Regions from separate parts of the Homo sapiens genome. Here all the other regions are linked to region 1. A link is a contact called in ENCODE Hi-C or POLR2A ChIA-PET data. All regions are on one chromosome and are shown on one strand. Each heading gives the region's core, a stretch centred on a gene start or an enhancer-like site at or near the end of the contact. The rest is flanking DNA. Distances are from core to core; before and after follow the strand shown. Region 1 holds the start of LINC01556 (long intergenic non-protein coding RNA 1556). Region 2 holds the start of H2BC12 (H2B clustered histone 12). Region 3 has its middle 3.7 kb from the start of TRL-CAA2-1.

Region 1 (2,783 bases), core at 95-2,594:
GCCATTCCAGAAGAATGGTAAAAGATAACCAAGTCAGTAATTGATAATTAGATTCTATACCTTCCACACCCCTAGTACAACCCTCCACCCACTTTTTCTTATCTCAGCACTCTAAAACTGGCAAGTTTCTTGACTCTGGTGTTGTTAAAACAAAGACAATTGCCAAGCATATCTGAAAAACATTTGAAAATGCTACCAGCTCTATCTCCAATTGGTATGCAGGGCGGGAGGGGAGATGAGAATTTTGGAGAATTTAATTCTTAGTGAAAATCACTGTTTTGTAACTGAACATGGTTCTATTAAACAGCAATTACCCGTTCTGTTCCATCAAAGCAATGTCCTTAGATTTTTTTTTCCCTTACCAGACATATTGTACACTTTTCTATAGAGAAAGCAGAGAAAGAACAACGTTTTGTCAACTTCCTTTGTTGTCTTACTCATTTTGGATCAAGAAGAAGTAAAATGGCAAAACAGACGCCTTGCCCCCTCTGAGGTTCGAACTCAGGACCTTCAGATTATGAGACTGACGCGCTGCCTACTGCGCTAAGGAGGCAACTGTCTCTCCCGCTTAACCAACGGCTCTACCAAGATGATTATGAGGCATTTTAATAAGGTTTTACGTTCTCTGAATTACAGTGTTTCAAAATAAGGCGTAACTATGATTCAATTCACTTCTAAAACACTTTGGATGACAAAACTACGTAGTACAAGGCAGGGGCCAATTCCTAAACCAACCTCGTTCTCCCACAGACCTTCCTAAGGAAACTTTAAGGGCTGCGAAGGCAATTGAGTCTGGACTTTGCGAAAGGCCTTCCTGTACGGGGCCCTGGATTTCTCATCTCATTTCTGGGCCAGGAACGAGGAGTCTTTCCCTCTATGATTAGGGCTTTCGTAGATGTACCGCCTCTGAAACGAAGACAAGACAAATAATAATGAGTTCACTCTTTTCCTCCCTTGTGAAGTTCCGTGGAGACACTCGGTCCCCTGAAGTGGATGAAGGGCGAGGGGAGGAGGTCTCAGGATTTTTCCTCGCTTTTCTTAGAAGCAACAGGCTCAAACCAAACGGTTGGCCTTGCTTACTCCTGAAGTCGAGAGGCTTACTCCCTGGAATCCAAGTGGATGTGGAGCCCATGGCGTCCTCTGGCGCTCTCGGTCTCTTCGACCCCTTTTTACTGTGTTGATGATAAATGGGGCAGGATTCCCCTCCTGCACCACCTGCAGCATCCTGTCCAGGATCCATCTGGGAGCTGAGAAGAAGCAAAGTGTCAGGGATCGGGGGTTCTCGGGCTATGCTGAGAAGCAAGGAATGCTGAAGAAGGGGCCTGAGGGAAGGGCTTATGGTGATGTGGGAATGGGAATGAAAGGACTGGAAAGGGGCGACAGTCACTTGGGTGAAACTGAAAGCGGCGACGCACCCTGTGGGTGGTAGCGTGGCCGAGCGGTCTAAGGCGCTGGATTAAGGCTCCAGTCTCTTCGGGGGCGTGGGTTCGAATCCCACCGCTGCCAGTGTGAGGTATTTTTTTTTTCCCCCTCGTCATTCTGACCCAGTAAAGTTCCATTTTCAAGCCTTGTGTGGGCAGTTCTCACAGCTTCCTAAGTGAGACAGGTTCCTCTTCTGTTTTCCTAGGGGCCACAGATAACACCCATATGTACAGTCCCACAAACGGTGCCCAAATGTTTCTCGATTTAGGGGCTCAGACATCTCGTCCCCTAGTTATTCCCTTCAGTGGCCTTCATGTGTTTTCATTCACTTTGCGAAATTTGTGAACCAACCAAGGGCAATCCTAAGGAAAAAGTACAACCTTCTTAACTCCAGACTCAAGAATAAATAAGCCACGCACGCTCATCTGCCCTATTTTCCATTGTCTTCTCCAAGGGATAAATGTGCTAAGGCTGAAAAAACAAACGAACCAACAAAAGAAACAGTCACCAGACACCTAGAGCCTTTCCCGCTTCACCTATCCTCAGAGAGCAGTTTAAGGTCCTTAGTTGAACACAGTTGAAGAGTTAGCTTTTGAGATTCTGTTATCTTCTTAAACAGTAAACATTTTTTTCTTTTTTTTTTTTAAGAAATAAGGTGGAGGCTCATAGAATAGAAAGAATAACACCTGTTTTAGGGAAGAAGGACTTGATCCGTTATTTACCTGGATCTGGGGTAGTTTAGACCATCTTTTAAGGCTAGGAGACTCGAGGAGATAGAATGGAGAGTTTTTGTGTGCAGGGAGGTGGGTAGATGCTTAGGAGCACTTTACAGTCGCCTAGGCAGAAGTCTTCTAATTTCACTGCTTCCTTCCTCACCTTCCAAAAGATGTATCCAATACATACTAATTGAGCAGATATTTTGTAACAGGCACCTTGCTTGAAAGGATGAATGCCAGCAAATGATTCCAGGGTTCCTTAGCAATTTAGTCTTGAGAGACTAGAGAGGCACATTAAGCATAGTTGACAAATAATTAATATTAAGATTGACTAAAGTAGTAATTTATATCTGAGTATTTCTTCCAGACACGCTACGTATATATGTGGTCTATTTGTTATATGTTGTTCTCACAATTACTAGATAAATAACCATGTTATCTTAATAAAGTTAAGATTTGAAAAAATGAATTACTACATCCAGCACTATAACATCCTAGTTTGGTCATCCATACTAAAGGACACCTATATGTTGGGTCATCTGGACGCTAAGATGTCCACCTGGGAGCTGGGACCTGGAAAGGCAAAAGAAGATAGGAGGAGGAGGAGAAATAATTATTCCCTTTTGAACTTGTAAAATTTAGCCT
Region 2 (2,783 bases), core at 196-2,695, 1.8 Mb after region 1:
TTCATCACCTGGGTAAAGTTACTCTTAAGAGTTAGACCACTTAAGAATCAGGCTGCCCTTTCTTGCTTTTCAAGAATACTTAGAATTGCAAAATTTGCCTTTAAAGAATGGCAAGTATATCCCATTTTTATGGCTGTTTGACAACACTATTAATGTAATAGAATTATTACACTGGAGGCCGGGCGCTGTGGCTCACGCCTGTAATCCCAGCACTTTGGGAGGCCGAGGCGGGCGGATCACCTGAGGTCAGGAGTTCGAGACCAGCCTGGCCACCATGGTGGAACCCCGTCTCCACTAAAAATACAAAAAAACTAGCCGGTCGTGGTGGTGTGTGCCTGTAATCCCAGCTATTCGGGAGGCCGAGACAGGAGAATCGCTTGAACCTGGGAGGTGGAGGTTGCAGTGAGCCGAGATCGCGCCGCGCCACTGCACTCCAGCCTGTTGGAGACTCCATCTCAAAAAAAAAAAAAAAAAAAAAAAAACCACTGGAATTAGTAAATAGATTTCAGGGATTTGTACGTTTGATTTCACTTATTACCCCTGCTGAATAAGCTTCTCCGGAGTATCCTACAACAACTTTTGGGTCTTCATTGCTTTCCAGTGGGTTAATTTAGAAACATTGTAAAGAGTTGCTCCAGCCCAACCGCGAAAGAAGCGCTTTACAATGTTATCTAGCGAAGCAAACATGAAGTGAAACAAACATGACTGTGTCCAGCTTTCTCTAAGACAGTGTAGAATGGCTCTGAAAAGAGCCTTTGTTTTCCAGTTTTCACAACCTCGCTCCTTATTTGGCCTTATGGTGGCTCTCAGTCTTCTTAGGCAGCAGCACGGCCTGGATATTGGGCAAGACACCACCCTGCGCGATGGTGACTTTGCCCAGCAGCTTGTTGAGCTCCTCGTCGTTGCGGATGGCCAGTTGGAGGTGACGCGGGATGATACGGGTCTTCTTGTTGTCGCGGGCCGCATTGCCAGCCAGCTCCAGGATCTCAGCGGTCAGGTACTCCAGCACCGCAGCCAGGTACACTGGCGCGCCGGCTCCAACCCGCTCGGCATAATTACCCTTGCGGAGCAGGCGGTGCACTCGGCCCACGGGGAACTGAAGCCCAGCCCGAGAAGAGCGGGTCTTGGCCTTGGCGCGAGCTTTACCGCCTTGCTTGCCACGTCCAGACATACTGGTCACAACTTACTGAAAGTAGCCAACGAGGAAAGGCAGCGCCTTTTATAAACACTATTGGGCGCGAAAAAGAAGATATGTCATTGGTTAGGGTTGTAGCTTAGTTTTAACCAATGGAAGTACGTCTTTTGGATTTGCAGATTGGGTTGATTGGGTATAACTAACCTCTGACGTCACCCTAATAACCACCAATCAGATACAGGACTTTCACTCTTCACCTTATTTGCATGAGAGGTCCTATATAAAAACGACTCCTGGTACCTTGCTCCCATTACTTCCCGTTTTCTCGATCTGCTGCTCGTCTCAGGCTCGTAGTTCGCCTTCAACATGCCGGAACCAGCGAAGTCCGCTCCCGCGCCCAAGAAGGGCTCGAAGAAAGCCGTGACTAAGGCGCAGAAGAAGGACGGCAAGAAGCGCAAGCGCAGCCGCAAGGAGAGCTACTCCGTATACGTGTACAAGGTGCTGAAGCAGGTCCACCCCGACACCGGCATCTCCTCTAAGGCCATGGGAATCATGAACTCCTTCGTCAACGACATCTTCGAACGCATCGCGGGTGAGGCTTCCCGCCTGGCGCATTACAACAAGCGCTCGACCATCACCTCCAGGGAGATCCAGACGGCCGTGCGCCTGCTGCTGCCCGGGGAGTTGGCCAAGCACGCCGTGTCCGAGGGCACCAAGGCCGTCACCAAGTACACCAGCGCTAAGTAAACTTGCCAAGTAAGCGTCTTAAAGCCCAACCCCAAAGGCTCTTTTAAGAGCCACTTAAATTATCGATATTAGAGCTGTAAACACGTGTTCCTAATCCAGGCTTAAATTCGGGCGATCTTTTTAAAGGGATTATCATGATCTTATCACACTGAGTAATGCATGCAGTGCTTGTAATCGAGTCTGGCTAAGGAGAAGCCACATACACTTTGTTAGTACTGAGTGAGGAATATGGCGCCTAAAAAATTAGGGATGTGCAGGAAACTTGTGTTAACAGAAAGTGCTTCCTGGCTCTTGGCGCGAAAATGGATACTTCCGTTGTGTCGAGTGCTGTGACTTCCTGTTAGAACTTGTTGAAAGCCTATTGTGTCACGTGTACTTTCCACCATGTAATGGCGTTCTAACGTGAGTTTATATATTAGTAAATTTGGTTCCCGATGGCGTTCCAGTACGTATGGCTTTCGCTCGAGCAGTTACCTTATTTAACCTCTTCTAGGCTGTACCCAGCTCTGCCTTGCTTTGCTTCCCCCTCACCCCCTGATTCCATCTCTGCAGCCCACGGGACATCGGGAAGATGCCAGACCACCAGGCAGGATAGTCTGCAAGGGTAAGGGGAGGAGCACAGCTTTTCTCAGGAGTGAAGAAACGGAACATGAAATCATCACGGAGATTTTTGGAATAGTTTACTAGTTTTTAAGGCATGTTCAGCGTCAATTGGTCCAATCAGTAATTTTTCCTTTTGACAAGAAAGCTTATAGAAAAGGAAAATGAAAAGCAAGTAGATTCAGAGGGGAGACAACAGACAGACTAGAGACAGTCCGCCCCGAAGCAAGAAGTTGGAGTAGAGGAGAAGGGAACTTCCCCAGCAGCACAGGGTTTGAGCTAAGTGTTAGGTGGTGGGTTA
Region 3 (2,783 bases), core at 125-2,624, 1.3 Mb after region 1:
TTTACTATAGGCAGCTAGAAAAAGCCAGGTGGCATCTTCAATATATTGCCTGGAAATAACCTTAGCTAAATAAGCAAAATCGTTAGGTATATTTTCTACTTTCCACATTTTCTTTCTTTCTTTCTTTTTTTTTTTTTTTTTTTTTGATATGGAGTCTCACTCTGTCACCTAGGCTGGAGTGCAGTGGCTTGATCTCGGCTCACTGCAAGCTTCACCTCCCGGGTTCATGCCATTCTCCTGCCTCAGCCTCCCAAGTAGCGGGGACTACAGGTGCCCGCCACCATGCCAGGCTAATTTTTTTTTGTATTTTTAGTACAGACGGGGTTTCACCATGTTAGCCAGGATGGTCTCGATCTCCTGACCTCGTGATCTGCCCACTTTGACCTCCCAAAGTGCTGGGACTACAGGCGTGAGCCACAGCTCCCAGCCTCTTTCTTTCTTTTTTCTTTTTCTTTCTTTCTTTCTTTCTTTCTTTCTTTCTTTCTTTCTTTCTTTCTTTCTTTCTTTCTTTCTTTTCTTTTTTCTTTCTTTCTTTCTTTCTTTAATTCATTAGGTATATTTTCTACTTTCCACTCTTTCTTTCTTTCAAATTCATTAGGTATATTTTCTACTTTCCACATTTTCTTTCTTTTCTTTTCTTTTTTTGAGACAGAGTTTCACTCTTGTTGCCCAGGCTGGAGTGCAATGGTGTGATCTTGGCTCACTGCAACCTCGCTCCTCACCCCCATCAGGTTCAAGCGATTCTCCTGCCTCAGCCTCCTGAGTAGCTGGGATTACAGGCATGTGACACCACACCCAGCTAATTTTGTATTTTTAGTAGAGACGGGGTTTCACCATGTTAACCAGGCTGGTCTCAAACTCCTGACCTTAGGTGATCCACCCACCTAGGCCTCCAAAAGTGCTGGGATTACAGGTGTGAGCCACCGCGTCCGGCCTACTTTCCACATTTTCACAACAGTGTTGCTAAACTTTCTGTCTCTAGATAACAAAAGTCCGGTTTCTTCCAGCTTCTAGTAACATTTTCCACACTCTCCATTAAGCATCACTGACTTTGGGACTTAGTGACAGGCAGCAGTTGTCTTCAGGTGTTTTTACTCATATTCTCCTCAAGGTCTTTTCAGTTTCCACTTGCTGTCAAGTCCCAAAGTCACATGGTTCAGAATTTATTAATTATGGCAGTATCCCATTTTTAAGTAAGAAAATCTGCATTTGCTTGTACCCATTCAGGATTTATTGCCTCTCAGCTCCAAATTCACCCTTTTTGCCTGCTTCGTGGAAATGAATCTTGAGTCCTTGGTTTTCTTTTGCCAATTGGCATTGAAGCTTTGTCAGTAGAGGGCAGTGGAGAGACATTGCGGAAGAAAGTGAGTTTTGCTTCTTTCTTCCCATGTATTACTTGGCCTGCTGCTTCCCCAGTGCCTAGCTCCTACATCACGCATGCCTTTCCCCTGCATCAGTCTCCTGCAGCACCCAGCAACAACTAATTTTCCCTGGCATCTTCTTTGAGTGTTTTGTAGTAGAGTGCCCTCAGTGAGAGACCTCTCCACGAAGAGCTTTTCAAGAAACCCTTGAAGATTAATTTCCAAAAAATTCCAGAGGACAGATTTCAAGCAAATTCTGCTGGCATAGCACCATGAGCATTTCTCTGCTATTCCGTGAGTCACAGCCATGCTCTCCCCAACAAGGTCTGGATCTTAGCCAGGGGTGGGGTGAGAGGTAGAGGGCACTTCTTTTAGTGCTTTGTTTCAGCCCCAGGTGAGGTCACTTCTATGTTCAAATAACTGTGTAATTTCTCTCTCCTGATTGCACCAAGACTGATACATACCTAACTATTGTTACATAACAAATCATACTAAAATGCAATGGCTTAACTTAAACAACAATTATCATTTATTCTCTCTCACAGATGTGTTGGTCAGGAATGTGAGCAGAAAACAGTGGGGACAGCTTGTCTCTGCTCCATGATTTCTTAGGACTCAACTGGAAGACTATAAGGCTGGTTGCTGAAGGCTGGGCATGGTGGCTCACACTTGTAATCCCAGCACTTTGGGAGGCCAAGGTGGAAGGATCCTTTAAGCCCAGAATTCAAGACCAGCCTGGCCAACATGGCAAAACCCCATCTCTTCAAAAATTTTTTAAAAATTAGCTGGGCATGGTGGTGCATGCCTGTAGTTCCAGCTACTCAGGAGACTAAGGTGGGAGAACTGCTTGAGCCCAGGAGGGTGAGGCTGCACTGAGCCATGTGCATACCATTGCACTCCAGCCTCGGTGACAGAGCAAGACCCTGTCCCAAAAAATGGAGGGAAGCTGGTGGCTAGAAATAATCTGAAGAATCATTCACTCACATGCCTGGCAGTTGCTGCTGGCTATGGACCGGAGGCCTTAATTTTTCTCCATGTGTTCTGCTCCTATGTCCTAGTTTAGGCCTTCTCAGAGCGCCATGACTGAGTTCTGAGGGCAGATGTCTTGAGAGAAAGCTGGTGGAAGCCTCTACCACGTTTTATGACCTAACATTGGAAGTCTTGGTGTATCACTTCCATCATGGTTACAGGCCTATCCAGATTCAAGGGAAGGGAATGTAGACCCCCACCCCTCAAGGAAATGTGTCAAAATTGTATTAAAATAAGACAACGTGTGATGAGATATGTTGGTGTGGCCATCTTTGGAAAATACCGTCTGTCTCAAGTATTTTTTTATGGCTGAACCCTAACCACTCAGAAGCCCCTATCACTTCAGATTCAATTTCTTCCTAACTTGTAAAGAAAGATTAGAGAAAATAAAAT

The links. Hi-C counts contacts between places; a loop is a spot of excess contacts on that map. ChIA-PET counts read pairs that join two places held with the same protein, here RNA polymerase II (POLR2A). Pooled maps may share reads with other maps.
Region 2: a map of CD8-positive, alpha-beta T cell shows a loop between it and region 1 (6-fold over the local background). The contact joins the promoter of H2BC12 here to the promoter of LINC01556 in region 1. A Hi-C loop is called at or near these places in 3 of 168 maps with a recorded cell type or tissue (B cell, CD8-positive, alpha-beta T cell and chondrocyte), 1 of 37 single-sample maps with no recorded cell type and 11 of 50 pooled maps. POLR2A ChIA-PET finds 5 or more read pairs at or near these places in 3 of 52 experiments (GM12878, activated CD4-positive, alpha-beta T cell and activated T-cell).
Region 3: a map with no recorded cell type shows a loop between it and region 1 (3-fold over the local background). The contact joins the enhancer-like site here to the promoter of LINC01556 in region 1. A Hi-C loop is called at or near these places in 4 of 37 single-sample maps with no recorded cell type and 5 of 50 pooled maps.

Annotation. Positions count from the first base shown.
Region 1 is chr6:28,942,345-28,945,127 of GRCh38, reverse strand. LINC01556 (long intergenic non-protein coding RNA 1556) reads right to left here and starts at 1,344. Exons shown (of 1, transcript NR_103538.1): 1 at 590-1,344. It overlaps TRL-AAG2-2 (tRNA-Leu (anticodon AAG) 2-2), which reads left to right and starts at 1,425; the gene lies at 1,425-1,506. TRM-CAT3-1 (tRNA-Met (anticodon CAT) 3-1) reads right to left here and starts at 553; the gene lies at 481-553.
Region 2 is chr6:27,145,517-27,148,299 of GRCh38, reverse strand. H2BC12 (H2B clustered histone 12) reads left to right here and starts at 1,445. Exons shown (of 1, transcript NM_001312653.2): 1 at 1,445-1,939. The coding sequence starts at 1,502. The coding sequence ends at 1,882. It overlaps H2AC12 (H2A clustered histone 12), which reads right to left and starts at 1,194. Exons shown (of 1, transcript NM_080596.3): 1 at 738-1,194. The coding sequence starts at 1,171. The coding sequence ends at 785. It overlaps MIR3143 (microRNA 3143), which reads right to left and starts at 674; the gene lies at 612-674. RefSeq lists enhancers at 808-1,057, 1,388-1,847, 1,102-2,018, 2,438-2,547.
Region 3 is chr6:27,608,027-27,610,809 of GRCh38, reverse strand. No RefSeq gene overlaps it. Among named protein-coding and RNA genes, the nearest start is that of TRL-CAA2-1, 3.7 kb to the right of the region's middle. Within about 2 kb of position 1,374, at least 2 of the 41 ENCODE cell types and tissues checked have a DNase peak (open chromatin) inside an H3K27ac peak, as active enhancers do.